Regions from separate parts of the Homo sapiens genome. Here all the other regions are linked to region 1. The links are chromatin loops, found by intact Hi-C in ENCODE. Cell type or tissue: GM12878. All regions are shown on one strand. Each heading gives the region's core, and the rest is flanking DNA. Links, peaks and the distances in the headings are about the cores only. Region 1 overlaps AGFG1 (ArfGAP with FG repeats 1). Region 2 overlaps AGFG1 (ArfGAP with FG repeats 1). Region 3 has its middle 7.9 kb from the start of SCYGR5.

Region 1 (10,560 bases), core at 1,229-9,228:
ATAAGATCAAAATAACAGTATCTTCAGATAAAAAACAAAACAAAAAAACCCACTAGGCTAGGTACGGTGGCTTATGTGTGTAATCCCAGCACTTTAGGAGGCCAAGGTGGGCAGATCACCTGAGCTCAGGAGTTCGAGACCAGCCTGGCTAACATGGTGAAACCCCATCTCTACTAACAACAAAAATACAAAAATTAGCCGGGCATGTTGGCGCACACTTGTAATCCCAGCTACTGGGGAGGCTGAGGCAGGAAGATCACTTGAACCCAGGAGGCAGAGGTTACAGTGAGCCAAGATCGTACCACTGCACTCCAGCCTGGGTAACAGAGTGAGACTCCATCTCAAAAAAAAAAAAAAAAAAAAAAAAAAAAAAAAACAAAAAAAAAACTAAGAGATCTTCATTAAAGAAGCTTATACTGTATATACTTTAAGAAGAAAAATGACCCAAGAAAGTCTTGAGATGCTAAGGGGTAAGCAAACTGTAAACTGGCAAATCTAAACAAATATCATCTTATTACAGTAACATCCAACTAACAGAAGGAAAAAAGGGACAAATAATATGTTTACCAACAATAACACTTAAATGAGCCAGGCGCGGTGGCTCACACCTGTAATCTTAATCCCAGCAGGCGGGTGGATCACTTGTGATCAGGAGTTCGAGAGCAGCCTGGCCAACATGGTTAAAACTCCATCTCTACTAAAAATAGAAAAATTAGCCAGGTGTGGTGGCAGTCCTCAATCCCAGCTACTCAGGAGTCTGAGGCAGCAGAATCACTTGAACCTGGGAGGCAGAGGTTGCAGTGAGCCGAGATCACGCCACTGCACTCCAGCCTGGGCCACAGAGTAAAACTCCGTCTCAAAAAAAAAGAAACACCACTTAAATGAAACTACTTTGTATTTTTAAAGACCTTGTATTAACAGAAGATTAAAATACTGATTAACTCTGGAATGTTAATATCAATAGTACAATTTCAATTGTGACCATAAAAGAAAATGGAGGGTGGGGGTAGGGGGGAGGGATAGCATTAGGAGATATACCTAATGTTAATGGGTGCAGCACACCAACATGGCATGTGTATATATATGTAACAAACCTGCACGTTGTGCACATGTACCCCAAAACTTAAAGTATAATAAAAAAAAGAAAACGGAATTCCACAAGTAAAAGGGAAAAATCAAAACAAAACCAAAAAAACTTGGCCAATTTTTTAATTAAACATGCATGTGCCATACAACCTAGCCCTAGATATTTACCCAAGTGAAATGAAAACTTACGTTCACCCAAAAACTTGAGCATAAACATTTACAGCATTTCCATTCATATATATCAAAAACTAGAAACTCCTCAAACAGAAAATGGAAAAACAAACAAGCAATGGAATACTACTTAGCAACAAGGAGGAACAAACTATTAAGATAAACAACAACTAACTTGGATTAATCTTAAAGATAATATGTTGAGTGAAAAAAGGCAATCTAGAAAAGTTATGAGTCCATTTACACAACATTCTTGGAAAGACAAAACCTGCAGTGTTGGAGAACAGATCAGTAATTGCCAGGAGTACAGTAAAAACAAGGGCTAAAAGTTTTTTGGGGTGATGGAAAACTTGCATGTTCTAATTTGAGTGGTGGCTATATGAATCTATACATATGTTAAGATTCACAGAACTGCATACCAAAAAATTATAACGTATGTCAAGAAATAAAAAAACTGTAGTCCTGATTTCGTGTTAGTATCTATAGTAACCACAATTTTTAGAGTAATTAAATTTATCATTAGCAGACTATCTTCACCTACCAAATTTGATCATTTAAGTGAATAAAATCCTGCAGTGAATCAAAACAAGTATTTTTAAGATGTGAACCTGAGGTCACTTCCCTTTTTTGCTAAAGCCCTTCTAGCTACAGGGTGAATTCAGGGTTTATAAAACACTTTTCTGTCATATTAGTCATAACTATTGGATGAAAGTGTTGGGTAAGTAAACCACATTACTTTCATGGGGCCAATACTGAAGTACCACCCATTCCAGATCCTCAAATACACATTTTAAGTCTTCAGTTTTGTGCAAAAAAAAAAAAAAAAAAGACTCAATAACTGCAGTTTTGATATCTTGAAAACATGTTTGCAAGTTAACTGGTTTCAAGAAGTTCAAAGTAGCCTACTGGTGCAGCCCAATACATTTTTGTAGTATAATTAAGACATCTGCAGATCCCCAGGAGATTTAGTTTTAATGACCACCACCCAGGTATGACTGTAACCAGATGGTGTGGCTCATTCCATATGTCCATCAGTGTGCTGCTCTTAACTAGGCCTCAAACAATCTTGCAAATAACCATTTGTTCAATTCAAATAACAATCTGTGCTGGATGAGTAAGTAGGAAAGCTTATTTAGTTAGTTTTATTAATTGTTTTTCTCCTGCTGTGGGAGAAGCTGGTAAAAATATTTTTAATAACCTGTGGAAGTTTATGTAGTTGCCAATAATACTGGCAGAAAGTAATAAAGTTGACATTTAGATCTAGCCCATCCTAGTTATTTACTAAAAATATTACATATGTTTCATAGCATAAAATTATACATTTAAAATCTAGAACAGATGGAAGGAAGGTGCCTTTAGTAGGTTATCAAATCTACAAACTATTGATGCCAAGACACCGTATATGTTGGCTAGTCCAAAATATTCGTCTATCCAGAGTCCAACATTAAAAAACTGAATATATTTAGCTTTCTATATATAATAATAAGCATGATATAAATCCCTATTGTTATTCTGAGTTTCTGGGAAAGCCACAAATACTACACCATAAGGTCCTTGTAACACTTAGAGCAAGCATCTAAAAAATAATATTCAAGTTATGACTTAAACCTAATTAAGGCATTCTAGTTAAAAGTAGTGGACAAGGCTGGGTGCGGTGGCTCACGCCTGTAATCTCAGCACTTTGGGAGGCCGAAGCGGGCAGATCACGAGGTCAGGAGATCGAGACCATCCTGGCTGACATGGTGAAACCCCGTCTTTACTAAAAATACAAAAAATTAGCGGGGCAAGGTGGCGGGCGCCTGTAGTCCCAGCTACGTGGGAGGCTGAGGCAGGAAAATGGCGTGAACCCGGGAGGCAGAGCTTGCAGTGAGCAGAGATCGCGCCCCTGCACTCCAACCTGGGCAACAGCGAGACTCTGTCTCAAAAAAAAAAAAAAAAAAAAAAGTAGTGGACAAAATCTAAATCTCTTCACATGCCCAAACCCACAACGAAATGACAGTAAAGGAATAAGAAGGTATTAACCCACAAGAGACAGAGGGTTACCATGATGTGTTTATCTCATACTGCATGCCTGTATCAAAACTCCTATCTTGTGTACCTCATAAATACATACACCTACTATGTGCCCACAAAAATTAAAATAAACAGAGCGTCAGAGAACAAGAGAAGAGTCCAAAAGCACACGACAGTTCTTGAATAACAAAATTTGGAAGATTTAAAAACAAAATACCAGCAGTAAGTGACTTTATGGAGAAAGCCAAAACAGAAGCTTCTGCAAAGGTGGGAGAAGCCAACTGGAAACTGATTCCCACCACAGGACATATCAAGATTTACTGAAGGAACTGGATACAGGTGAGGGCTTAAAGTGGGGTCAGAAATCATTAGACTCTCCAGTTCCTTAACAGCCAAAAGCATACTCCCACCAGCCCTAGGTGGGAAGTCTGAAGGAAAGTTTTAAAGAGGTTATACCACAGAGACTTCAAACTCAAGACACTGCTGAAGACTCTTGTTAGGGACCATGTGGAAAGCTGGAGGATTATCTAAGATCAAACACACAGAATGACAGTCACCTCCCTCAACTTGGTTCCCAGAACAGTGGCATCACAGGCTTTTATATTCCCCAAAAAAGAAGATTGGAGAAAATATGTCTGCACTATAAAAAGCGTGAGTTTCCAAACAAATTCAAAAAAAAAAAAAAAAAAAAAAAAGCCTAAAACACTGAACAAAAGACCTACACCAAAATACTTCAATATGAGGTTCTGAACAGCAGGAAGAAAAGAAGATCTTACATACTCCAAAAGAGGGAAGAAAAGAAGTGGGTCAGAAAGACTCAGTAATAAGAATAGCATCAGACTTCTCAACAGCAACACTGAAGGTTTGAAGACAACTAAGCAATATATTGAAAGTTCCAAGGGTAAAGTATTTTCACCTTTGTGAATGTAGGCAAACTAATTTTTAAAAAGAAGGCAGAATAAAACATTTTCAGCTTTGTGGCTTTCAAAAATGACCTCTCATTCACCTTTCATCAGGAGGCTAACGGAAATGTTGGGGGTCCTGGAAACAGAGCATCTAACATAGGTTACAAGTGAAGGGAATTTCCAGAATGAAGATAGAAGAAAAGTTCTGGTATGAGAGCCGCACAGCAGGCCTAGACAGCAGCATTTCCAGAGCAGAAGATTATAAAAGTACCCAGAAACAGTTAAAAAAAAAAAAAAAGTAGCTGATGCATCTGATCATATTGAAGGAAGTTCATTGCAGCTCATGCCTGTAATCCCAGCTACCAGGGAGGCTGAGGCAGGAGAATCACCTGAACCTGACAGATGAAAGTTGTAGTGAGCTGAGTTGGCGCCACTGCACTCCAGCCTGGGAGATGGAGTGAGACTCCATCTCAAAAATAAAATAAAATAAAATAAGAAATATGGAAAGACAAGAATTTTTGGAATCTGACAATTACAAGGAAAATTCCTCTTTCCTTTTCTGAACATACACTGTTTCTCCATAACTTACAAACACTGGTGTTGCATCTCCCCCTAGAGTCGTAAAAATAAATGTATTACCTCTCCCAATGCCTTAAATTACCCAATGACAGTGATCATGTGTACAGCTCCCCCACTGTCTAATCTTTTCTTCTTTAAGCTAGTAGCATTTTTGGTTCCTGCAAATGTTCCTCTAATACATAGTTTCAAACTTCCTTACCATCTTGATCAGATTCCTTGGAGCATGCTCCAGTTTGTTAACATTCCTCTTAAAACAAGCAACCAGAATAAAAGTAAGGTATAATTATGACCTCTACAAAACATGTATGGTGTCAATCAAAAAGATTGCTATCTTAGTCAGAAGTCTTTGAGCAAAGTATGTTCTAACACAAACAAAAATTAATTCTCTGTATTTCAAACAACTCAAATAAGTTTCCTGTCCCCACTGAATAGCTCATGAATTTCATTCTAATGTTCAATCAGGTGTCTTTAGCAATAGTTCTCGTGTGTAAGGTTGTAAAAAATGTCACAAGGAACATGCTATTAATGTAAGTACTCAAAGTTATAACTGATTTTAAAACGTTTTTACATACATTAAAGGTATCCAAGTTGTATTTCCCTAGACAATCATCACTTTGATTTGAATTAGAAAACACATTCAAGTGGGGGAAAAAATGAGGGGGAGTAGTAAAACCTAGTCCCGAATATTTCCATAGGAGTTTCTCACAAATGTGAACATCATGCACGCTGCACAGAAAAGAAGGAAAATATCAAATAAGGAGATTTGCCTGTTTTCCAAAGAATGCTATTGGAACAGATACAGAGGTTTCTAAAAAGACAATGATTTTCAAATTGAGATCCAGAGGTCGGCAAGTTCTTTTAAAACAATGTCTTAATTCTTTTCATTTATAATGCACTAATATTATAAAATTTAATGTAAATTTAATCTAAACTGTATTTTATCCACTTTGAAACTAAAAGCCAGTGTTTAAAAATCACATGCCAAAAATGATGGATGAATGAATAGGGAACAGAAAAAGGCTTAACATGGCAATAATGCCTTTATACTCAGTTATGGTCAAATGATGTCACCACAACCTGAATGCTGGAGTTTTCCCAGTATAAAAGGTACCCACAGCACTATACAGAAGAGTCCTTCTTATCCAATTTGCTGGTTAAATCTATGTTTCTCCTTCCCTCTGAGAAACCTAAAGTTAATGCCTACTGCACAATGAACATTCATGGCTAGAAGGCCACTTTCTCCTGCTCCTCTCTCAGGAGAGAGTGAGTTTTATGCTTATCAAAATTTGTCTGGTATAGTATTTGGTAATATAGTTGGTACAGTACTTGGTAAGTATATAGTTTAAGTGAATGTCATGTAAAACAATGGCATGAGTGAGAAGAATTATTTCCATGTAAACTAAGTATTTTTAGAGACTAAAACAAGTCACTAGGATAAGCTGTTATTTGACCATGGAAAAGAACTGTAAAAGACTGAGAGAAAAATCATAAAAATCTAGAAGAATTCAGCATTCAAACTGTTTTATAAGTACATTAAAATGCTAAAAATCATAAATAGTACAGCATGAGTCTGGGTTATATTAGGGGACAAAGAATCTAATCAGTGGACCCATATTCAAAGCCTTATGTGCCAGCAAATTAACAGTTGTATGTTAAAATTTAAAAACCTAAGCTTGAGGCAGGGCATGGTAATTCACGCCTGTAATCCCCACAATTTGGAAGACCAAGGTAGGAGGATTGCTTGAGCCAGGAGTTGGAGATCAGCCTGGGCAACATGGCGAAACCCCATCTCTACAAAAATTAGCTGGGCATGGTGGCACGCGCCTGTAGTCCCAGGTACCTGGGAAGCTGAGGTCGGAGGATCACCTAAGCCTGGGGAGGTCAAGGCTGCAGTGAACCATGATAATGCCACTGCACTCCAGCCTGGGCGACAGAGTGAGACCCTGTCTCAAACCAACAACAAAACCCAAACAAACAAAAAAACCTATGCTTGCTAAATATATATATTATATATGTATATATAATAGATACATGTATATGTATGTGTGCATGTATGTATTTTTTTTTTTTTACTGATTGCTTGCTTTAACTGAATTTTTTGATAAACTTATCCACTATCAAACTTGACTGCATACAATGAGGGGTTCTAATTAGAATTCAAATATAAAAAATAGCACGAGAATTACGGCACATGGTAGTATGCACATGCCAAATTGAAAAGAATCGCTGTTGGAACGGCACCATCATTCCCATTGATTTCAGAATACACAACAGTATTTTCTCAATGAAACTCAAAAATAAGAACACACATTTTGGAGCTAAGAAGTTCCCTAAAAATAATAAAAAGCATGACACAGCCATAAAACAAACATTTATGATGCATCATAAAATATCTATTCTGGGCTGGGCATGGTGGCTCATGCTTGTAATCCAAGCACTTTGGGAGGCCGAGGTAGGTGGATCACCTGAGGTCAGAAGTTCAAGACCAGCCTGGCCAACATGGTGAAACCCCATCTCTACTAAAAATACAAAAAAAATTTAGCCAGGCATGGTGGTGCATGCCTGTAATCCCAGCTGCTTGGGAGGCTGAGGCAGGAGAGTCGCTTGAACCTGGGAGGTGGAGGTTGCAGTGAGGTGAGATCGCACCACTGCACTCCAGCCTGGGTGACGAGTGAAACTCCGTCTCAAAAAATAAAAACAAAAAAAAGAAAAAGTCTTTTTTCTGCCATTTGAAACACAATGAAGTAAAATCTACCATTTAAATCCCCAAAATATAGAATTCACAACAATTTACGGTAACCATGGTAACCATACATTCTTTGGTGGTGGAATCAGCATCAGTTCCAGATCCCAACTTCTAGCAGGTTATAACAGCAAAACACTAAGAGTGTGCACTAATTTTACAACTTAAAGTTGAGCTTGGATAATAGTACCTTCCTCACATCACTGTTACTAGAATGTCTGTCACACAGCTAGCACTCAATAGTTTTTTCTTTTTTTTCAATAAATACTTTAACTGTTGTATCTCCAGCACATGGGCTAGTATCTGGCACTTAATAAATATTTGCTTAAAATAAAAAATTTGTCCTTCACAATTGAAAAAGTATCTAGGCCAGGCGAGGTGGCTCATGCCTGTAATTCCAGCACTTTGAGAGGCCAAGGCGGTGGATCACCTGAGGTCAGGAGTTTAAGACGAGCCTGGCCAACATGGCGAAACCCAGTCTCTACTATAAATACAAAAACTAGCCGGGCATGGTGGCGGGCGCCTGTAATCCCAGCTACTTGGGAGGCTGAGGCAGGAGAATGGCTTGAACCCGGGAGACAGAGGTTGCAGTGAGCCGTGATCGTACCACTGCACTCCAGCCTGGGTGACGGAGTGAGACTATGTCTCAAAAAAAAAAAAAAAAGAGAGAGAGAGAAAGTATAAAATATTTTGGCCACTTACTCTAAATACTTAACTGAATGTGGCCATATCAGAGTATCCAAAAAAAGTAAAAAAGGAATTAAGAATATAAATCCCTGCTCACTGTGACCTCACAAGGTCCTGAATATTATACACAGAGCTCCAAAAGAGCATCTGATTTGCAATCCATCCTAATGCTACTAATTGTATAAAAACATTAAATACCTCTTTTCATCTGTCATCTAAAAAAAATTAAAATTCTTGTAACATTCATCTCAAGAGTCAATGTACACAGAATCAACAGAATATAAGTTACTATCCAGCTACATTTATTACCTGTGAAATTTCAAGCTTAAATGCACTGTCCACATAAAATAGATGGTATTAAAGTGGCAACCTCTTTCTCAAATGTTATTTTTTATTTTATCTAAACCCTCACTGAAAAATTTATGGATCACTTTTTAAGGCTAGGACAATCTTTTATATTACATATCAATTATACTAATGTTTATAGTCTCCATAAAACAAATAATTTAGTCTAAAACTAGTCTTTAAATCAACTAGAAGTTATTTAACATGAAGGCCATTTTTACTGTTGGCTATATTTTAAATGTCTGAAGTGTCCATTCAGAATTTTAGGGATTTCCATAAATACAACCAGAAAGACAGTGAAAGATAGTGACAAACCAATCAGTTAGGATGCCTTCATCATTCTGCCTCAGTAACAAATAGTTTAACTGCATCTAACTCTGAAGTTCATTTTAAAGTTTTACAATCTAAATTCAGTTACACTCTGAATGAACATCATTCAAGCATATAGGACAGTCATCTGAAAAAAAAGAAACAAGAAAGATTAGCTCCAAGTCTAGTAACATTAACAACAAGATGCTAGTTCAATTTATTTTAAAAAAAGGTATTAGTATAAATGATAGAAGGTATGTCACTATCCTAAAATTTAGAATTCATGATAGTGGATACTATTTGCTATGTATTCATATTTTCCAGGTAAATCAAGGAACGGCAGCTAGCATGCCTTATTTCAATATTTGTAACTCCAGTGCTTAGCCCTATCCTCAAATACGGTATGTGCTCAATAAGTAAATACAGTAACGATGTGTATCATTGAATCCTCTTAACAACCCTGAGCTATATGATATCTTCTTAACATAAATAAAGAAACTGAGGCTACAAGGATGGATCTGGGCCAATCTGCATGTAGTGGCCTAGCATAACACCTTGCCCTAAGCCACGAAGCTAGTAGCATTGTCAAAATCTGACTTCAAAATTCATATTCTTTCAATTATACCATGTCATCTAAACATCAGATACATAATTATTAAACCCAAGAGTTATATTATTCTTCCTAAATTATTTTCCTGCACTATTGCTTGTCAAAGAAAAAAATCTTCAGAAGCTATTGTCCCTCCAACGTTCTGCAGTAGACATTTGATGGTTGCCACTCTAGTCTTCATTCCCTACATCCCAAGAATTCTAGATTTCAGATTTGGGAACTCTATTTGGGGATCCTTGTGACAATGAAGTCAGGTTAGAACATGTGTCCAGTTGTGGCATGATCTAAGCTAACCCAATCAGAGGGAAATGCAGAACTTCTGAAAGTATTGGACCAACGACATAATTAAGGCAGTATACCCAGGAGCTGGGGACAACCATGCTCGAATGAGGAAAATCTAGGCAATATTATTAAGCCACTGTATAGTTTTACTTTAAAATCAATCAATAAACCCTTCATATTTTTAAACCAATTAGATTCCGGTTTTGAGTTACAACCATAAAATCCAAAGTGACAGATTTTTATTAGGATATTTCTTATTTAATATCTTTCACATACAGTACTGTTCCCTTACTCATGGCATGTCCTCTTCCTTGATGCTTCTCATCTATAGGGCACTTGCTATATACCAGGCATTACGTGAGATGTTTAACATACATTATTTTTAATACTGAAAACAAATCTACATCCAAAACTTACAAGGGAAATCTTATCCTCACTGTTTCATATAAGAGAAAAATCAAGCTCAAATAGATTGAGTGACATTCTCAATACCGTATAACTAATACTTGGAGTCAGGATTCAAAGCCATGTGTACCTAGCTCATAAGTACTTGATCTTTCAAACATATGAAGCAGAATTTCTCGTTAAAGGTCTTTGCTCAGGCATCAACTCCCAGAGAAGCTGTATCATTTACATATTTCCTGGCTATCTCATTCACAGAAAGGAAATACTACAATATATTGTAACTCTACGTTTACATACTTACAAGGCACGCTCCATAGAACAGTTAAGATCCAGGTAACTTATGACACAGGACAAGTAGGCAATAAATATTTGTGGAATGACTCAATAGAGAAATGAAGTCCTATCTGCCACAGATTAAGTTCCAT
Region 2 (10,560 bases), core at 1,629-9,628, 56 kb before region 1:
ACAGCAAAAGAAACCACCATCAGAGTGAACAGGCAACCTACAGAATGGGAGAAAATTTCTGCAATCTACCCATCTGACAAAGGGCTAATATCCAGAATCTACAAAGAACTTAAATTTACAAGAAAAAAAATCAAACAACCCTATCAAAAAGTGGGCGAAGGATATGAACAGACACTTCTCAAAAGACAACATTTATGCAGCCAACAGACACATGAAGAAATGCTCTTCATCACTGGCCATCAGAGAAATGCAAACCAAAACTACAATGAGATACTATCTCACACAAGTTAGAATGGTGATCATTAAAAAGTCAGGAAACAACAGATGCTGGAGAGGATGTGGAGAAACAGGAACACTTTTACACTGCTGGTGGGAGTGTAAACTAGTTCAACCATTGTGGAAGACAGTGTGGCGATTCCCCAGGGATCTAGAACTAGAAATACCATTTGACCCAACCATCCCATTACTGGGTATATACCCAAAGGATTATAAATCATGCTGCTATAAAGACACATGCACACGTACGTTTACTGCGGCACTATTCACGATAGCAAAGACGTGGAACCAACCCAAATGTCCATCAATGACAGACTGGATTAAGAAAATGTGGTACATATACACCATGGAATACTATGCAGCCATAAAAAAGGATGAGTTCATGTCCTTTGTAGGCACACGGATGAAGCTGGAAACCATCATTCTGAGCAAACTATCGCAAGGACAGAAAACCAAACACCACATGTTCTAACTCATAGGTGGGAACTGAACAATGAGAACACTTGGACACAAGGTGGGGAACATCACACACCGGCGCCTGTCTTGGGGTCGGGTAGAGTGGGGGAGGGATACCATTAGGAGACATACCTAATGTAAATGACGAGTTAATGGGTGCAGCACACCAACATGGTACATGTATACATATGTAACAAACCTGCATGTTATGCACATGTACTCTAGAACTTAAAGTAAAAAAAAAAAAAACTAAAGCCCCAAAGTTTTATAAATCCAGAAAAAATGATTATTTAAACATCATTTTAAGAATGATCCAAGTGCAGTCGCTCACACCTGTAATCCCAGCACTTTGGGAGGCCGAGGCAGGCAGATCATTTGAGGCCAGGAGTTCAAGACCAGTCTGGTCAACATGGCAAAACCCCATCTCTACTAAAAATACAAAAATTAGCCGGGTATGGTGGCACGCACCTGTAATCCCAGCTACTCAGGAGGCTGAGTCATGAGAATCGCTTGAATCCGGGAGGTAGAGGCTGCAGTGAGCAAAGATTAAGCCACTGCACTCCAGTCTGGGTGACAGAGTGAGAATCTGTCTAAAACAAACCAACAAACAAAAAGAGAAATATACTGATAAAACTTTCCGAATTTCACATAGAACTATTATGCAATAAGGGTACCTCCTTTTTTTTTTTTTTTTTTTTTTGTGAGCTAGAGTCTCACTCTGTCAGCTAGGCTGAAGTGTGGTGGCGCAATCACAGTTCACTGTAATTTCGACCTCCTAGGCTCAGGTAATCCTCCCACCTCAGCCTCCTGAGTAGCTAGGAAGGACTCCAGGTGTCTGCCACCATTTATTTTTTGTAGAAACGGGGTTCGCCATGTTGCCCAGGCTGCTCTCAAAACTCCTGGGCTTCAAGCAACCCACCTACCTCGGCATCCCAAAGTGCTAGGATCAAAGGGTACCTCAAAATATAATTTCACAGTGTTAACATGTGTTTTTTGTTTTTTTTGAGACAGAGTCTTGCTCTGTCGCCCAGGCTGGAGTCCAGTGGCATGATCTCAGCTCACTGCAAACTCCATTTCCCTGGTTCAAGCGATTCTCCTGCCTCAGCCTCCCAAGTAGCTGGGACTACAGGCACGTACCACCGCACCTGGCTAATTTTTGCATTTTTAGTAGAGACAGGGTCTTACCATGTTGGCCAGGCTGGTCTCAAACTCTTGGCCTCAGGTGATCCACCCGCCTTGGCCTCCCAAAGTGCTGGGATTACAGGCATGAGCCACTGTGCCTGGCCAGTGTTAATGTATTTGAAGGCAACAAAAAATTCTTAAATAATATTAACTTTGATGGTATAAAACACTGGAAATTCTTAAGCGTAGTGCATCTGTCGAAGTATTGTTTATATTTCAGCTTCAATAGAAACATATGCAGTTAATGCTTGTGATTTGGTCAATTCAATAATAATCTAATAAAGGTGACCAACGTGATAAATTCAAAATGACTTATAATGGAAAAAATGTATTACCTTGAAATAAACATTTGTGGACACTGTCGTTTTACCTTTCTAATAAATTTTTGTTACTTAATACTAGAATTATCTTATATCATCTGCACATACGTTGTACATTTTATATTATTTTATATCCTATGTAGAACTTCAACTTTTACAAAACTTGCATACTCTAAATAAAATAAGCAAAAAAAGGCCCTTAACTCTAATGATAGAACCAACTCAGAGGTACAATCATGAAAGGAAAATAATAGGTCTGATTTACTGAGCATATGCTGTAACGCAAAGACCATACAGGGTAAATGTGCATCATCTAATTTTACAACAAACCTGCCAGCAAGAGAATATTGTTCACATTCTATAGAGAGGGACAACATGAAGGCTCAGAGAAGTCAGGTCAACATGATTAGGCTCAGTCAAAACATAATTTGAGTTTCCATTCATCAGTTCTTAAGTGAAGTTATAATATCTATAAATATCTCAATAGCATCTTGTGAACAACTTTATCACAATAAATGTTTGAACATCCCCCTATCATTCTTACCCCATTCATTAAAAGAACAAAATTCAAAAGGCTTTCTTATGGTCAACCTGCAAGTAACTATAAATCAGAATTCGAACACAAGTTTGGCTGGCTGTACTCAAAATATGTTCAATTAACTTTTCTGGGCCTGTTCCCTCAGCTGTCACACAATTAAAATATTTATTTGATGACAGCTGAGTGGATTAAATGAGGCAATGTACAAAAACCCATTGTATCATGAGACATTTTACAAACTCAGTCCACAAAATCAAAACAGTATGCTAAGAAACAGAAACACTGCACATATCACACACCTGATAAATTGTACAAATGGAAATTTAAAACAATCATTCATTAGGTACACTTGAATTAAACTTTTTTTAAAGTTAAATTTTGTGTGAAATTCCAATACTTATCAAACATCTATTATGCTACTTACCAACAGAGTATAAGTGAAGACATTTATGTGAAAAGAAAATAGTTACAGCTCAAACTCCTAATACTGTGATTCTTAATCTTGTCAATGACAAAGAGATTTACTAAAAACTAGTAATTCTTAATGGTTTGATTAAAATGTTACAAGTACCTAATCTCTCAAGAGTTCATATCAACATTTGCTATAACTGGAGTTTAGGCTTTAGTTCTAAATTATTGTGACATATACACAAAAACAAAGCATACAAACTCTAGATTTAATGGATACCCAGCCATACCAAATGCACCTGCTGACATTCCAAGATACTGGCAAATATCTCTGGTGTTTAAGGTAATACGACAAAAATCAGAGGTATAACATGAGAAAGATGTGAATGGCTTACAGTATGAATCAAAAAATAAAATGGAGACAACAAAGAGAATTAAGGGAAAAAATTATCAAAAGAGAAAATATTCAGTATTATACCCACGACTGAATCAAGTTTCCACAACTTAAAAAATGTTAACACCTGAAAGAGATATTCACTAGAAAAAGACCTAATAATTAAGAATTCATGTAGTAAAGTCATCTGATGCAATCTCATAGGGAAAATAAAAACTTCTCATAAAATGGTTCCATTAAGACTGCATGAGTGACAACCAGTAATTCTGAAACCAGACCACCAAATACATCTAAATTGCTCTGTTCAAGTCCTATCTCTGTCATAAACGTTCTGTGGAGTCTCATCTCCATGTCTGGGCTTCCCTACCTGAAAAATGAAAGCTTTAACTGGAAAGGGCAGACACTAGATAATTTCTAAGGTCCCTCTCAACTGTTAAATTCCAGGATTTTATGAACTTTCAGCTAGAATTTGTCTTTATGGACAAACTCTTCTATCCATTGCCATTCACTTCACTAAGAAAGAGGCCCCATTTTCTGGTGTTCTTCACATGGTGTCTTTGTTGATAAATGTCTTCCCCAAAACTTACTGTTCCACTGTCTCTTTTTCTTACCTGTTGCTCCTCTGGCATTGGTCTGAAATGGGTTTGTAGAAGATGCCACAGAAGGACCAGCAGCAGCAACAAATGGATTTGTGGAAGGCGTAGCTTTAAAAAATTATAAAATACACTATAAAATCCTAATACATTTTGTATTTAAGATTTAAATTATTTCACTATATTTATCAAGACAGAAAACTCAAGGATTCTGATAACAAATCATTGCTTTGACTCCTAAGAAAATGCTACACAATATATATTTGGGTTCTTTGTAAAAACCAGTGTATATACCAGAAGCACATACCTCCAAATGGAGCAGGCACACTTGATGAAGCAGGCTGTGTCTGTGCAGAAGCAACCACTGGCACTGTTCCAAAAACATTGCTGAGAACAAATATTGAAAGAGTTCATTTTTTTTCTTAAAAAAAAAAGAAAGTAACGATTTACAGGGTAGCCATAAAATAATGAACATATCGTGTATCACAGCATCAGTATCAACACAAAGAAAATTAAGACATTTAAGTGTAAAGATGTAATAAAATAAACAATTGTTACTGCTTCATTAAGAATCATCATAAAAAAATAAAAAATACAAGTAAAACTGAATGTGTAGTGGGAAGGAATATGACTATTGTAACGACTAGTACAGTTTGGTGCCACTATCTTAATATTCATGTTAAAACACCAGCAAAAACCATTATTCTAAGCAAACTATATCACAAGGACAGAAAACCAAACACTGCATGTTTTCACTCATAGGTGTGAGTTGAACAACAAGAACAACACATGGACACAGGGTGGGAAACATCACACTTGGGGGCCTGTCGGGGGTGGGGGGCTGGGGGAGGGATAGCATTAGGAGAAATACCTAATGTAAATGATGAGTTGATGGGTGCAGCAAACCAACATGGCACATGTATACCTATGTAACAAACCTGCACGTTGTGCACATGTACCCTAGAACTTAAAGTATTAAAAAAAAATAAAAAGACACCAGCAAGTTTTACTTGCCATTGTTTTCACACCATCAATGCAAATATCAATTAATGAAAAGGTAAACAATCTCTCAGAATTATTATAAAGAAAGTTTTAACCTCACAGACCCCATGAAAGGGTCTCAGGTACCCCAAACATTCCATGGACCACAGTTTGTGAACCCCTGATGTACTGTAATGTAATATCAATAAATCATGTATTATATATAAAGTATGTTTCCAGACTTTATGTTTCCGGAAGTGTTACAATCCTAACATTTCTTTCTAGAAAAGATGCTAAAGGAAAATAAGCTACCAGGATAACTAAAGAAATTAGTAAATACAATCCACAGGATTGGAAAACAGAGATGAATAAAACATTGTTATAGGTAAATCTCTTGTATTTCTGAGACTATTTCCGCAACTCTAAAATAAAGACTAGAAAAGTTTTTTACAAGTGTAATGTCCTAAAATGTGTTAGACTTCCTACTGCCAAGAATTCTAACAGATATATATGAACATAACAGCAGATGTGCTTATTTGTAAATATGAGGATGACACTGAAGAGATACAGAATTGATTTTGGGCTTTGGTGCAAACACTTCTAAAAATCTGTATTTACAACTAAGCCTATAATATGGGACTTTCACTGTTTAATCATCATGACTAAAAACTATTTTTAAAGTATATTATTTGACTACTAAATGGATTCTCTGCTGAGTACAATCTGTAAGGAACTGTCCATTTTGAGATGTGTACATGCTCTCAAATACGGTTTAGTGTTCAAGGACAGAACATAACAAAACGTCTGATTCAATGAAAAGATAAAATTATGGCAATTATTCAAGGATTATATTTTAATTAGCATTTAAATTCAAATTCCTCAAATTTACAAAAATATCCAAGAATTTTAAAATTATACCTTGAAACAGTCATTTTTTAATTGATTATTCAAAGTTGGAAAAAAAAGATAAAACACAAAGCAGGAGGGCTAGCTAAGACAAGGTACCTGCTAGCATTACTTGTGGAAGTATACGCATTACTGGAGGTGGCTGCAGAACTGAAAACGCTGTCTAGTTCTGCCAGAGCTGCATACTTGTCTGAAGATGCACTTGACTGACTGGGAACTGAAACCACAGAACCAACAGGAGCTTTACCTGTGGTCCCAAAGCCACTTCCCTGATCACCACCTGGGAACGAACAAAATCAAGTTACACCAAAAATTTAAAGTTACACTTTCAACTTATCAACCACATTTGCCATGAAACACAGGTAAACTTAAAATGGATTTAGAGTTAAGCAGGATTCCAAATCATTAATCTAATAAATAACCTGGACCATACTGGACAGGATTAGTTGTTATACATACCACTGTGATAAAGACAGAATATGTCTCTTAACAAAAATTAACACTCTGTACCAAAAAAATTTGTCTGGATTATGCATAAGAAAGAAACTCTCAAGTGCTCTTACGTTAACATCTCCAAGACGGGTGGATCTTGTTCACATGAACATATAAATTCATATAATGCTAGACCTAATGTGAACAGTCTATCAATAGCATCATTTCCCCAGCATTCTCCACAAAAAAATTAGAGATGGTAATAACGGGAAACATTTATTGAGGACTTACTATGTGCTAGGCACTGTTCTATATGCCTTAACATGCAATAATACTTAGAACACAACTCCATGAGTTTAATGCTTAGAATTATCCTCATTTTGGAGAGGAGGAAAACAGGCCCAGAGATCAGAATGGAGAATTCCATTTAGCAACACACACCTGCTATTCACCAGTGCCACATGCATTTGTAGAGGCTACTAGCCTTAAGATAAAACTGGATACAAGACTATACTGTAAAATTCATGAATTTTTTTTTTTAAATATAAAAAACCCACCAAGATGTTAACGGAAAATTGTTCGAAGTAAATATATTACAGAAACCACCAAATAATCCTCCATTCAGCTCTGCCAATGGGGTTTCTTGGCTCTTTATAGCCAAAGAAAAGTAAAGCACGCCTTCTAGGACAAAATAAAATTTTTCTCAACTAGTAAGACTGAAAGTTTACAAATCAGTCCCTATGTCTTCAGTTTTGTAGTTGATATTTCAGGTCTAAAATGTGTCAAGTGAACATTTTACTCAAAATGACAGTGCAGACAAAATTTCTATACAACAACTGAGAAAAGTGTAGCATGTTCAGATTTTAATAAATACAACCAAATTAAGAGCACTGTTTAACACAAATTTGTATTTGTTTTGCTTAAAGCTTGATACCTTGCCCGGCACTGAAGATATTGTCTAAATTAGCAAGTGCTGCATATTTGTCTGCAGTCTGTAAACCAGCTTTGTTCGTTGAAACTTTACTAACAGCTGATGCTGTTTGATGACTCTGGGAAGTATTGAAGGTTCCAAAATCAGCACTGGAGGATTTGGGGAAGTTATCAAAATGAGCAAAATTAGCATTTACTGATGCAGCACTTCCACCTGTAACAGAATAAACAGAGCACTTGAAATTTCTAAGCTTTTCCTAGTACCCTCTCATAGACTGTATGATCATTTCTTCCTAAATTAAATGTCCTATAAGCAATCTTACAACATTAAAATCAATGACTGGCAATGGCTTTTGACTACAAGTGACGTTTTCCAATTTTGTAAAAGTAGATTTTTCAAAGGCCTTGGCAACAGGTAAAGTAACATGTTTCTGTGTATTACCTACCCTGGAATGAAGAATGTAATTCATGGAGGGGTATCTCCACACTACCTGGTTTGAGATTCAGTTACTTTCTAGTCCAAATATACTACAGCCTTTCACTAGTTCTCCCTGAACAGACTGCAAACAAGATGCAAAGTATCTTACTAGGAGGATTTCAAACTTTTGTGGCTCCATGACGAAACAGTTTAAACAATCCCAGGGGTAGCGATTAACAATGTGTAAAATGTGTTACGGTGATCCAAAATTCCTTAAAAGATGGTCGTTGACATTTATACTTACTTCACTTGAAGAGCTACTATTTAATTCCACATAATAGTTTAATGTGTATACAATATCAAGATGTCCACTGTAAAATCATGCCGTACCATATAGTTCAAGGCATTAAAATTACAGTACATAATACATTATAGCAATTTTTGACTTTATAAACCACAATTCACCTAATGGCCACTATTATATATATCCTGTTACATCTTTAAAATCTGTTCTCTATTATAGAGACCTCCTTAAAGTACTATCAAAAGACTAAAACCAGTATATTTCATTCTATGCTTTTGATCCTACATTTTTGGGATATTAGTTCTTTATTTCTAAACTTTAGTTTCAGAAATCAAAACAGTATATATACACAGTTATATATTAAAGTGATAGAAAAGACAACTACAGATAATTTTAAAACAGAATGCATGAACTTCTATTAAAAAAACACGAACACTTTCTATCAAGCAGGTTTTTATACATTCTAAAAAAAATATACACTGATCAAATTTCTTTCAAGAGTTAAATCATGGTGGTTTCAATTAAAGGTAAGTAATATATGTTTGTATGTAAAATATTGTGACCTGTTACAAGGAGCTGGCAAACAAAGTACATACTAAACTTTCAAAATTTATATAAAGAATATTATTTCAAATTATTATTAAACCAAGTAACTCTTTGATTGTCTACTATTGTGTTCTCTAACTCTGAGTTTAATAAATAGAGTTGGAAGAGATTTTTATGAAGGATTATCACTAAAGAATTATTAACAATCTATAACTGGAAAAACCCTTGAAGTATAGCAAAAATATACAAATTAGTATAAGATGCCTACTTGACAACAGAACTTACTGTGGGTAGCCTGAAGAGGAAAAGCTGAAGTAAATTCACCAAAACTGCAGCTAGATGAAAGCATTCTAAATGCTGGACAGCCAGAAATTATGTAAATGATGAAAGTTAAAGAAAAAACAAAAAAGAAAATTGAAAGAAAAGGCTTTAAGACAATACACAGAGTTAAAAGTTGAAAGAAAAGTAATCAGCCAAAAATCTAAATAAGGGTTCCATGAGTTTACGAAAACAGCACAATTTATGGAAAGAGTATTCAATGTTTAAACACCAATTCCTGCACAGAAAACTATTTCCAAGTTTGACTGAAGTGATCATTAATCTACTCTTGTCTAATAAACATATAAAAATTTTTCTCAGGCTTGTTGCCCCGAAAATTACTTACATTTTTAGCTCTACAGAAGCAACCAGCTTCCTTTATTAAGAGGTATAATGTCAGCCTAAATCAATGGATTCTATGAACCTTAAAAAACTTATAGTACTGGCTGGGCACAGTGGCTCACACCTGTAATCCCAGCACTGTGGGAGGTCAAGGCAGGAGGATAACTTGAGGCCAGGAGTTCAAGACCAGCCTGGGCAACATAGTGAGACCCAGCTGCTACCAAAAAAAAAAAAAAAATTTAGCTGGGAGTGGTGGCATGTGCCTGTATTCCATCCTGAGGCAGGAGGATTGCCAAAAAAAAAAAAAAAGAGACAGAGAGAGAGAAATACTTATAGTAGTGTCATGCCTCTGTCCTGTGTGCATGGTAGATATAAGGAAGATTCATGCGCAGGAAAAGGAGGAGAATGGATGTTGTCAAACAGACAATATACCAAATAATGCAGAAAAACAAATGAACATAGAAAAAAATAAAGAGTTCAGGTTTCCCCAGAGCTTTTGAAGATAGAACCATTTTAAAGTCAGATAATTACAGAATTTAAGTTTAGACTAATTTTTCAAAACTACATTTAGAGAGTTTTGTTTTGTAAAGTAAACATTTAAGCACAATGCTGGAGAAGCTCTACCTGTAGTTTGGGGCTGAAAAGGAGAGTGACTTGCTGTGGGGAAACCTCCAAAATTACTCGAACCACTAGACTGTCCAAATGCATCAAAGTTTGCAAAATCTGCATTTGCAGAATTCTGAGCTGTAAATGGTAAGGAACAACATATGTTAATGAATATGAAAACTATAAATGAAAATACATGACACATGAGTTTAAGAATTATATGAAAAGTTTCTATGTATCAAAACTCACTTTATAGAGAATTCACTTAGCAATCAGATTTTAAACCCTACCAGCATGTAACCCAATTACAGGTAATTTACTAAGGAGTAACCAAGAATTTCCAAAAACACTTTGTGCAATGATAAATTTGGACACAATACTCTGTATATGACCTCAAGCACAGTACTATAAAAGTGACTCTATTAACAAAGGAAACTATTTCAGAGTACTGAGTTACAGTACTGAGTTATAGGAAAGCAGACAAAGATGTAGAAAACATCCTGGAAAAATTCACTGATTAAAAATGGTAATCAACTATGTGAATCTGAATAATAACTGAAATACTTAAAATAATAATACAAAAATGGTTTAATTAATAGAGCTTTTTTTA
Region 3 (10,560 bases), core at 1,355-9,354, 180 kb before region 1:
TTTGTCTTTGATGAAGGAAGAGAGGTCAGACTGTCATTGAGGAGCGTTGCCGGGTCAAGAGAGGATTTTCTAAAATGGAAGATGTCAAATAAATTTTTAAATAAGGAGAGGCAATTTAAGTAAAAGAAGTGAAATATTTATTTTTTTAAACAAAAAAAAATGTAGTGCAAATGTGCTCAGAGGGGGAAGGAGCAGGAATTCCAGGTCCCGATGAAGGGACTGGCCCTAGTGAGAAGGAATGGCTGCCTCGTGTTACAGAGTGTGACATGGTGAGCGGAGGCAGATGGAGAGTAGTTTGCATGTTGCTGGGAGCTTGAGGGAGATGGCATCTGGTGACTTCCTTTTTCTCTATAAAGTAGGTTATAGTCTCTGGGAATGAAGGCAGAGTAGGGGAATTTGAGGACTGAGAAATACAGACACAGTGTAATATGGCCAAGATGGAGAGTAAGAACTAGCCAGCTGGGCACAGTGGCTCACACCTGTAATCCCAGCACTTTGGGAGGCCGAGGAGGGTAGATCACGAGGTCAGGAGATAGAGACCATCCTGGCTAACACAGTGAAACCTCGTCTCTACTAAAAATACAAAAAATTAGCTGGGTGTGGTGGCACGCACCCATAGTCCCAGCTACTTGGGAGGCTGAGGCAGGAGAATCACTTGAACCCAGGAGGTGGAGGCTGCAGTGAGCCAAGATTGCGCCACTGTACTCCAGCCTGGGTGACAGAATGTGACTCCGTCTCAAAATAATAATAATAACTAGCCAACTAGAGAAACCTCACAGGACTGCCTGATTAAATCCCACTTGAAGCTGGTGATTGTGAGCTTATGATGGAATTATTTTGCTGTATTGTGTGACTTTCTCTAGCAAGCAGATCAAAGATTTTTCCTGGGATTGTTTTTTTTTCATACAAATGTGACTGAAACACAGGGAGGCCATGGAGCTTTGGGCATTGGTGTGATTGCTGTAGAGGAAATAAGGGAAGTGAAGAAAGGACAGGCAGGGAGGTTGAGAGGAGAACAAGGATGTCCCGATAACACTGAAGAATGGTCCCGTGGAAGTAGATGATCGAGTAAGCAAGAAGGCGAGATCCCTGTAGACAGAGCCAGGTGACGCAGTTCCTTACATTGGAGGGAGGACAGGATGTGGCCACAAGAATGGGGAGCTGAGGTAGAGTGGAAAAGGAGTCTAGAAATGAGGGGATTGAGGAACAAAAAAGACAAGATGTATCACATGTGGATACTGAAAAGCTGCAAGATAATGGCAGGACCTAGGATGGAGAATTGATGCCAAAGGGTTTGATGACTGAGGAAGACGGACCAGGAAGTCAGTAGATGTCAGCGCCGAGGAGACAGTGCTCTAGCTGATTGAGTTTCAAATAGATTGACATTTTCATTTTCTCCCAAGGAGTTGGGAATAATTGTCTGGAGGCAGCAATGAGAAGCAAGGACAATATCAGTGACCACATCTAAGTTCCCAAGATCATAGCTAGAAAGTGATGATGCTGACATTTGAGCTCAAGAACCTGAAAAAGAGGCCGGGTGCAGTGGCTGATGCCTGCAATCCCAGTACTTTGGGAGGCTGAGGCAGGTGGGTTGCTTGAGCCCAGGAGTTCGACACCAGCTTGGGAATCATAATGAAACCCTGTCTCTACTACAAAAAATACAAAAATTAGCCAGGCATGGTGGCGTGTGCCTGTAGTCCCAGCTACTTGGGAAGCTGAGGTGGGAAGATTGCTTGAGCTTGAGGAAGTCAAGGCTGCAGTGAGCTGCGAGCTGTGAATGCACCACTGCACTCCAGCCTGTGCAACAGAGTAAGATCCTGTCCCCCCCCAACCCAAAAAAAAATCCTGAAAAGGCAGCATTATTACTCTCCTTGTTAGTTGTGGGGACTGGCTTCCAATCTCCTTTCTCCTTTAAGACCATCTACCTCCATGTCTGTATTTTTTCCTCTTCATCACCTCCTCTCTCTAAGGAGACTGTTATTCTGTTTATTCTGTGAGATTTATTTCTTCTGACTTTCTCCCACCAAATTCAGAGGACAGAAGTGCTAGAGCAGGCAAAGAGACAAGAAAAGGCAGAGGAATTTCAGCATCTCCAGGTCTCTGAAAAGCATGAGAGCATGAGGAAGAAAAGACTGGAATCTCAGTTCCAAGTTCACCCTTGGAGTTGTGCAACAACACGTGGTCAGACGAGATAGAAATATAATGGAAGAAAAAAGAGGGTGGGCTTTCTGGAGCACAGAAAATGGCTGACCCCAGTAAGGCTCCTAAGTGACTCCGCAGATAGTTATTTCATCATTCATTTGCACAGGAAAGACCCAGGAAACCTCAGAAGTATCCCACAAAAAAAGAGCATTTCCCCACTTTCTGTGAAGTCAAACTAGATGGGAAGCAGCCAGTGTCAATTCAACCACTGACAGATTTTTCTCCTTATCAGCATTGCTCTTTATGGGTATAATTCAGTTTCTAACTGTCATTGCCACCTACTCCATGTAAGCAAGAGTTTGGTTGATATAAATTGGAACAGTAATAACTTTACTTTAAGGAAGACAAGAATTCATCTAATGGGTCTCCAAGAAGGGCTATTTCACCTGGGTCCACTTTGTGCAGGGCAGAGCGGGTGGCAGCCAGTGTGGTGTGATCTGGAAGGTCATCCCACTAAAGCTGTCCCCCACTGGGCGCTGGATTCCACCCAAGGCCACTCACTCTCTCCTGATAAGCATCCAACCTTCCTTCAAAGTGACATTACCCAGAGGACTGGCTGATCGTGACTAGAGAGTAAGTGTAAATGCATTTATCAAGAGACATTTATTTCTCACTGGAGACAGGACTGCCATTTAAGAATATCAGAAGGCAGGTGTTTAACACATCAGTTGTTTAGCACATTACGTTTCTTTTCAGGCTTTCTTTTCTATCTAAGACCACACACACTCCACTCCCCACCCCCACTGCCTCGCAGTCAGCAGGAGAGGAGGGGCCTTGCGGCTCAGGGACAGACAATGCAACCCCGTGATGCTCAGTGGAGGAGGGGAAGGTAGGCCTTATGGAAGGTGTGTGAACTTCAAAATCTCATTTGAAAGATCCTGTACTTCATGTCTGTTGGCATCACCACCACCACCTTCTAGAGTCTCCTCCTTCCTTTATGGAAGAAACCTGGGATGATGTTGCCTGGATTCCCTTCCCTGTATGACTGTAGGTCAGTCTGACAATGAGAAACACTTCTGTGAAATTTGGAGAGTGGAAAATTAAAATGACCAGTATTCTCCAAGGCAGCTACCTTAATTACAGTCAAACCCAGTATAGAATTCCTTCTCAGAGAGGCCTTTGGATAAATATAAATACCCCTTACCTTAATAATATTTAAATTCAAACGCCCTGAAGCCTAGAAGGATATTCTCTAACATAACCAGAGTATATAAAAATAAAATACTGGCCAGGCATGGTGACTCACGCCTATAATCCCAGCACTTTGGGAGGCAGAGGCGGGCAGATCACCTGAGGTTAGGAGTTGGAGACCAGCCTGACCAACATGGAGAAACCCCATCTCTACTAAAAATACAAAATTAGCTGGGCGTAGTGGCGCATGCCTGTAATCCCAGCTACTCGGGAGGCTGAGACAGGAGAATCACTTGAACCTGGGAGGCGGATGTTTCAGTAAGCCGAGATCGCGCCATTGCACTCTAGCCTGGGCAACAAAGCAAAACTCCATCTCAAAAAAATAAAATAAAATAAAATAAAATAAAATAAAATAAAATAAAATACCATTACATTTAAAAGGCAAAAGATGTACACAATTTGAAGAGAAACCAGAGTATACAATATCATTATATTTAAACAATTACTAGAAAGTGTCAGATGTTGCACTTTTATTATCTTATTTTTTGAGACAGGGTGTCACTCTGTCATCCAGGCTGGAGTGCAATGGCACAATCATGGCTCTCTGCAGCCTCAACTTCCCAGGCTCAGGTGATCCTCCCACCTCAGCATAGGTGTAGTGTAGGTCTAGGTATAATCTTAGCCGTGTAGCTAGGACCACAGGCGCCCGCCACAACACCCGGCTACTTTTTGTATTTTTTCGTAGAGATGAGGTCTTGCCGTGTTGCCCAAGCTGGTCTTGAACTCATGGGCTTAAAAGATCCGCCTGCCCCGACCTCCCAAATTGCTAGGATTACAGGTGTGAGCTACCGCGCCTGGCCAGATATTGCACTTTTAAACCCAGAAGTGCAAGTGGAAATTTTTCTGTAAATGTATATAATGTTCACATTATCTGGGTACTGTTAGAACCATTTAATAAAAGATACCAGTTTTTACCATTTTAACATATTTAACATTATATATATATATAATGTGTTATGTATACTTATATATCAATATGTTGGTTCCATTTCTCTGGAGAACTCTGGCTGATAGAATAACCAATCTTATGTTCTATACTTTGAAAATATTAATTCATCCAGTATATGTTCACTGAGCACCTACAAAGTACTAGGGATATAGCAGACACTAAGATAGATAAAGTCCCTTCGGTTCTAGCTCTATTTTAGAGAGAAGAAGCAAACAAAAAAATAATTAAGCACATAACAGGTGGTGACAAAGCAAGGTACGAAAATAGAGAGTGACCCAAGGAGGCCCATTTTGGAGAGTGGTCTGGGAGGTCCTCTTTAATAAGGTGCTATTTAAGCACTCTGCACGCAGTGAGGAGGCAAGGCTGCAGATGCCTGGAGCAAGAGCGTCCTAACAGGTGGAACAGGAAGACCCGAGGCCCGAAGACCGAGTGCATTTGACTGGCCCGGGTATTGTCATTGCACATAGAACTGCAGGTAATAATATTTTGGTCCTACGGAAAGTACCCTGGACTGCAGTCCGGAGACAGGTCCTGTCACTACATAGCAGTCATTTTTCTCTTCCAGTTTTTAATTCCTTATGGAAAAGACGAAGAATCAGGACCAGGCAGGTGTTTCCTGTCCAAAATACCCAGAAGGCATTACTCCCACAGCGGTCCTGCCTTCCGCATCCTCCTCCCAGTGGTTTCCAATGTACAAACACAGGCTCTAAGGAATATTTTAATAAAGGAGTCTGTGTAACTTTAACTCAGTGTTTCCAGCTTTATTTGGTCTCAAACCCTATTTCTACTACTAACAAAACAGGAGTCACTGAAAACACGTTTAGAAAAGTGAGCTCAAATAGCAAATTTATCTCTAACATTCTCTGAATAATGGAAAATAAAATTGTACACCTCAATAGCCTCAGCTCTCCAGCTAATAAATATATATGAGTTTAAAATAAAAAGGCTGGGCGTGGTGGCTCACGCCTGTAACCCCAGCATTTTGGGAGGCCGAGGCGGGCGGATCACCTGAGGTCAGGAGTTCGAGACCAGCCTGGCCAACATGGTGAAACCCCATCTCTACCAAAAATATGAAATTAACCAGGAGTGGTGGTGCATGCCTGTAATCCCAGCTACTTGGTAGGCTGAGGCAAGAGAATCACTTGAACCCAGGAGGCAGAGGTTGCAGTGAGACGAGATTGTGCCATTACGCTCCAGCCTGGGCAAAAAGAGCGAAACTCCGTCTCAAAAAAATAAGTAAATAAAATAAAAAGACAGGAGAGAGAGCAAACTTTTAACTTCTTTTTAGCAGCAGAACCTTTTCTACCTACAAATGCCTACATGAAACATCTGGAAACAAAATATAAAACCTCGGTCTGGATTCAGTGTGAAGTCAACCTGCTGTCCATCGCAGTAGCTGTAATCACACTGCCCTCTAGTGTAACCCTCGGGGGAATTACAGCTAAAATGACTACAGAAATCTCTCTCAAACTTTCAGCCTGAGAGCTGGCCAGGACGGCTGTGAGCTACGCAGTGGTTCTCAAGGTGAGGTCCACAACCAGCAGCAGCAGCAGCAACACCTGGGAATTTGTTAGAAATAAAAAATTTTGGTTTCACACCTTCCCCACAAGTCCAACTGAGTCAATAACTGGGGATGAGCTTAGCCAAGCAGTCCTTAATCCCTCCAGATGAGGAACAAAATCATGGCTCAGCCCAGCACCCACAGGTAATTTTTTTTTTTTTTTAGACAGAGTCTCACTCCGTCACCCAGGCTGGAGTGCAGTGGCACGATATTGGCTCACTGCAACCTCCGCCTCCCGGGTTCGAGTGATTCTCCTGCCTCAGCCTCCTGAGTAGCTGGGACTACAGGCATGTACCCCCATGCCCAGCTAATTTTTATATTTTTTAGTAGAGACGGGGTTTCACTATGTTGGCCAGGCTGGTCTCGAAGTCCTGACCTTGGAATCCGCCTGCCTCGGTCTCCCAAAGTGCTGGGATTACAGGCGTGAGCCACTGCGCCCGGCCAGGGGTAGTAATTTTTTGTACCATGTTGTGTTCAATTAAGAACAAAAAAGCATACTCAGGGCAGCCTATTGAAAACCAAAAAGTTCATAAACAGAAGAGTTTCTATGCTTAGCATTTGTTCAGCAGTTTTCACTTGATGCTGTGCTTTCAGATTCAATAGGAGTTACATCCACCCCAACAATAAATACCACTAGACCCAATTTCATTGTACTACTGCCAGGAATAACAAAAGGTTCTAGAATAGACCTAGTCATCTTTTCTTTAAAAATTTCTGCGTGTGGGGGTAATGCTAGTTGTGAAAAACAGGTTTTGTATTGAGAAGTAGAGGTGAAAATTCTGTAAAACTAGCCTGTGTTTAACATATATACAGTTTGGTATTTCCAGCTCAAGTGTTTGTTCTGGCCAGACGTGCAGCAATTACGCTCTGTTCGTGACCGGGGAGACTGGAGAAAAGTACATGCGTGAATCAGTGCAATTTCCCCACAACTGCAAAAAAAAAAAAAAAAGTAACTTTCTTCCTTCCAGTCATCCTTCTTCCTTCTCCAAACGCTGCCTGAGCACTTAGGGTAGATGAAGCCTGTGTTAACAGAAAGCATGGATCCTGCCCAAGGTTCCCTTGGAGCATCAGCCTCCCACGCAAGAGACATCTTCATTTCTACCATGTTACACTTGTTCCCAAATATGATAACTTGATAAAGAAGAGAGACCTGTAAAAAAGACAGCAATGGTTACAAACATTTGAATCTCAGAGGGGAAAATCAATATAAAATAAATTACAAAATGAGTAATGACTAAACTATTTTAAAATGTATACTTTTTTTATGAAAATTGCAATTTTCTTAAAAAGGCAGGTCACCTAAAAGGGTTAAGCACCCCTTTATCATGTCTGCATTTCATATAGTATCTAGTTTTTAAAAATAACACTGTAGGCCAGGCGCGGTAGCTCACGCCTGTAATCCCAGCACTCTGGGAGGCCGAGGTGGGAGGTCAGGAGTTTGAGACCAGCCTGGTCAACATAGTGAAACCCCGCCTCTACTAAAAATACAAAAATTAGCCAGGCGTGGTGGCATGCACCTGTAATTCCAGCTACTTGGGAGGCTGAGACAGGAGAATCGCTTGAACCTGGGAGGCAGAGGTTGCAGTGAGGCGAGATCGCATCATTGCACTCCAGCCTGGGCGACAGAGCAAGACTCTGTCTCAAAACAAACAAACAAACAAATAAATAAATAAATAAATAAATAAATAAATAACACTGTAGTCCTTTATGTGAACATCTAAGTTTTCAAACAACCACCACACGGGGTGTAACTAACATTTATTACCTAGCTAAAGATAACAAAAACAAACTGGAAAATTTCACTCCATATGTAAATATAGATTCATCTGTCCTATTTGTATTTAACAAAAGTGAAAGTATTGATACATGGAAAATCAGAATACAGTAGATTTAAATGAAATATTTTAATTAAAGATTTAATCCCACATTTTGTGCAAATGATTAAAAATTCAAATTAGGTGTAGCACAATCTGTGTCAGCTTCCTAGGGTGGTTTTAATGACATACCATAAATACTGGTTGGATTAAAACAACGTGAGTTTATTGTCTCACAGTTTTGGAGGCTAGAAGTCTGAATTCAAGATGTCAACAGGGCCATGTACCCTCTGAAACCTATCGGGGAGAGCCCCTCCTTGCATCTTTCAGCTTCCGGTGTTTACCAGCAATTCTCGGTATTCCATGGCGTGTAGATCCATCATTCCAATCTCTGCCTTGGTCTTCACATGGCTGTCTTCTCACTGTCAGGTCTGTCTCTGTGTCTCTTTTCCCTTTCTTATAAGGACACCAAGTCATTGGATTAAGAACACACCCTACTCCACCATGACTTTATCATAACCTAACTAATTACATCTACAACAACCCTATTTTCAAATAAATTAACATTCTGAGATGCTGGGGATTAGGACTTCAACGTGTCTTTCTGGGGGACACAAGCAACCCATAATAGTCTTCCCCTTTGCCCCAAAATTCATCTTTCCCACATGCAAAATATATCCACCCCTTCCAAATATTCCCAAAAGTCTTAACCATTCCAGTATCAACTCTAAGTCCAAAATTTCATCTAAAGGTCATGAACTCAAAGTCCCAAATGTTGTCATCTACATCACTGATGGCTGAGACTCAGAGTATGAATCACCCTGGGGCAAACTCTTCTTCATCCATGAACCCGTGAAGTCAGACAATGAGTCATCTGCTTACACAATACAATATCTAGGCATAGGACAGACATTTTCATTCCAAAAGGGAGAAATTGGAAAGAAAAAAGGGGTCATGGGTCCCAAGCAAGTCTGAAACCTAGGAAGGCAAGTTCCATTAGATTTCAAGGCCTGATACCTTCTGAGACTGAAGAAAACTTACAATTAAAAAAAAAAAAAGACTTCAAGGCCTGAGCATAATCCTCTATGGCCTGATGATCTTTTACACCCATATGGTGGTTGTTTAAAAACTTAGATGTTCTCATAAAAGACTACAATGTTTTTGTTTGTTTGTTTTTGTGATGGAGTTTCACTCTTGTCACCCAGGCTGGAGTGCAATGGCGTGATCTCAGCTCACTGCAACCTCTGCATCCCGGGTTCAAGCGATTCTCCTGTCTCAGCAACCTGAGTAGCTGGGATTACAGGTGCCCGCCACCACGTCTGGCTAATTTCTGTATTTTTAGTACAAATGGGGTTTCACCATGTTGGCTAGACTGGTCTCGAACTGGTCAGGAGTTCGAGACTGGCCTCTGCATCCAGCACTCCAGGCTTTAAGTCATTCTTGTTAATTTTATGGTCTCTTTCAGTCCAGAATGGCAATGTTTCTCCTGGTATAAAATTCTCAAAAACGTTGTCAGCCTCCCAAGAAATTCATGGTGATCTAAGCCATCAGACAAGAGGGCCCTGCACAGATCTTTCCTGAACAACTACATCTCTATTCTTGGCTTCTGATGAGATAAATGATTGGATCCATGAGCCACACACCTCATTTATTTAGCAAACACTTGTTGAGCCATACTTTTGACATTTCTATAGTATACTATTTGGACAGGTGGAGAATTTTCCAAATCAGGTACTGCTTCCTTTTTGCTTAGCAGTTCCTTCTTTAATTTATCTCTTTCTTCTCACATTTTATTACAAGCAACAAGGAGACAACAGGCTTCCCCTTTGCACACTTTGCTTGGGATTCTCCTCAGCTAAATATCCAAGTGCATCATCACTTACAAGTTCTGCTTTCCTTCCAACACCACGACATAATACAGCCAAGTTCTCTGCTGCTTTATAACACAGATCAATCACCTTTCCTTCAGTGTCCAATAAATGCTACCCCTTTCCATCTGAGACCTCACCAGAAACACCTTGTAATGTGCATAATTCTAGAAACATTCTGTACATGGTGGTACACGTATTCTCTAAGACAATAGAAGCTTTCTTTGTAGCTCTCCTCTCTTCCTTTTGAGCCTTCATCAGAATTGTCTTTCCCCCAGCCCACCCCCACTCCGCCAGGCAGAGTCTTGCTCTGTCGCCCAGGCTGGAGTACAGTGGCATGATCTCGGCTCACTGCAACCTCTGCCTCCTAGGTTCAGGCAATTCTCCTGCCTCAGCCTTCTGAGTGGCTGGGATTACAGGCACGCACCACCACGCCCAACTAATTTTTGTATTTTTAGTAGAGATGGGATTTCACCATGTTGGCCAGGCTGGTCTCGAACTCCTGACCTCATGATCCACCTGCCTCAGCCTCCCAACGTGCTGGGATTACAGGCATAAGCCACTGCACCCGGCCCAGAATTGCCTTTAATGTCTGTATTTCTACCAACAATTTCAGACATGTGAATCTAGGCTTTTTCTATGAAGTGCTTCAAAACACTTCTAGCCTCTACCCATCACAGAATTCCAAAGGCACTTCCACACTTTTACATATTTGGTATAGCCCCGCCCTACTTTTCAGTACCAAAATTGCTATCAGCAATTCATTGAGCCTTGTGATTTCCTGGGTGATAGAGAAACAGGCCATTGAAACGAGTCCCTAGTCCTAGCTCATGGCATCCAAATAGCAAGATCAGTGACATAGACTATTCAATGTGAACTAGGAGGAAATCTGCCTCATCACCATTAAAAATGATGAGACTACATGGTCAGTGGGTGTTAAGCAACATTGCCAGGAAAAACGGGCAGGCCAAGGTT

Evidence for each region. A loop is a pair of places that touch in the nucleus more often than their neighbours do. Peaks named below come from ENCODE experiments on the same cell type or tissue, not always from the same donor. Only the 100,000 strongest peaks of a DNase experiment are listed, where the experiment ranks them.
Region 2: a loop joins it to region 1, with 2.0 times the contacts of the local background. A loop is called at or near these places in 9 of 110 quality-filtered maps.
Region 3: a loop joins it to region 1, with 8 times the contacts of the local background. A loop is called at or near these places in 29 of 110 quality-filtered maps.

Annotation. Positions count from the first base shown.
Region 1 is chr2:227,474,505-227,485,064 of GRCh38, reverse strand. All of the region lies in intron 1 of AGFG1 (ArfGAP with FG repeats 1), which reads right to left. Among named protein-coding and RNA genes, the nearest start is that of AGFG1, 7.6 kb to the right of the region's middle. In GM12878, for the core only: a CTCF peak has its summit at 4,785; a DNase peak (open chromatin) is centred at 1,965; H3K4me3 peaks cover 1,776 bases; H3K27ac peaks cover 4,480 bases.
Region 2 is chr2:227,530,619-227,541,178 of GRCh38, reverse strand. It overlaps AGFG1 (ArfGAP with FG repeats 1), which reads right to left. Exons shown (of 13, transcript NM_004504.5): 6 at 9,969-10,088; 7 at 7,421-7,630; 8 at 6,154-6,334; 9 at 4,475-4,554; 10 at 4,186-4,278. Among named protein-coding and RNA genes, the nearest start is that of SCYGR2, 63 kb to the left of the region's middle. RefSeq lists a silencer at 6,139-6,218. In GM12878, for the core only: no CTCF peak of the experiment used is centred there; a DNase peak (open chromatin) is centred at 6,268.
Region 3 is chr2:227,653,634-227,664,193 of GRCh38, reverse strand. No RefSeq gene overlaps it. Among named protein-coding and RNA genes, the nearest start is that of SCYGR5, 7.9 kb to the left of the region's middle. In GM12878, for the core only: a CTCF peak has its summit at 5,757 (motif pointing left); a DNase peak (open chromatin) is centred at 5,773.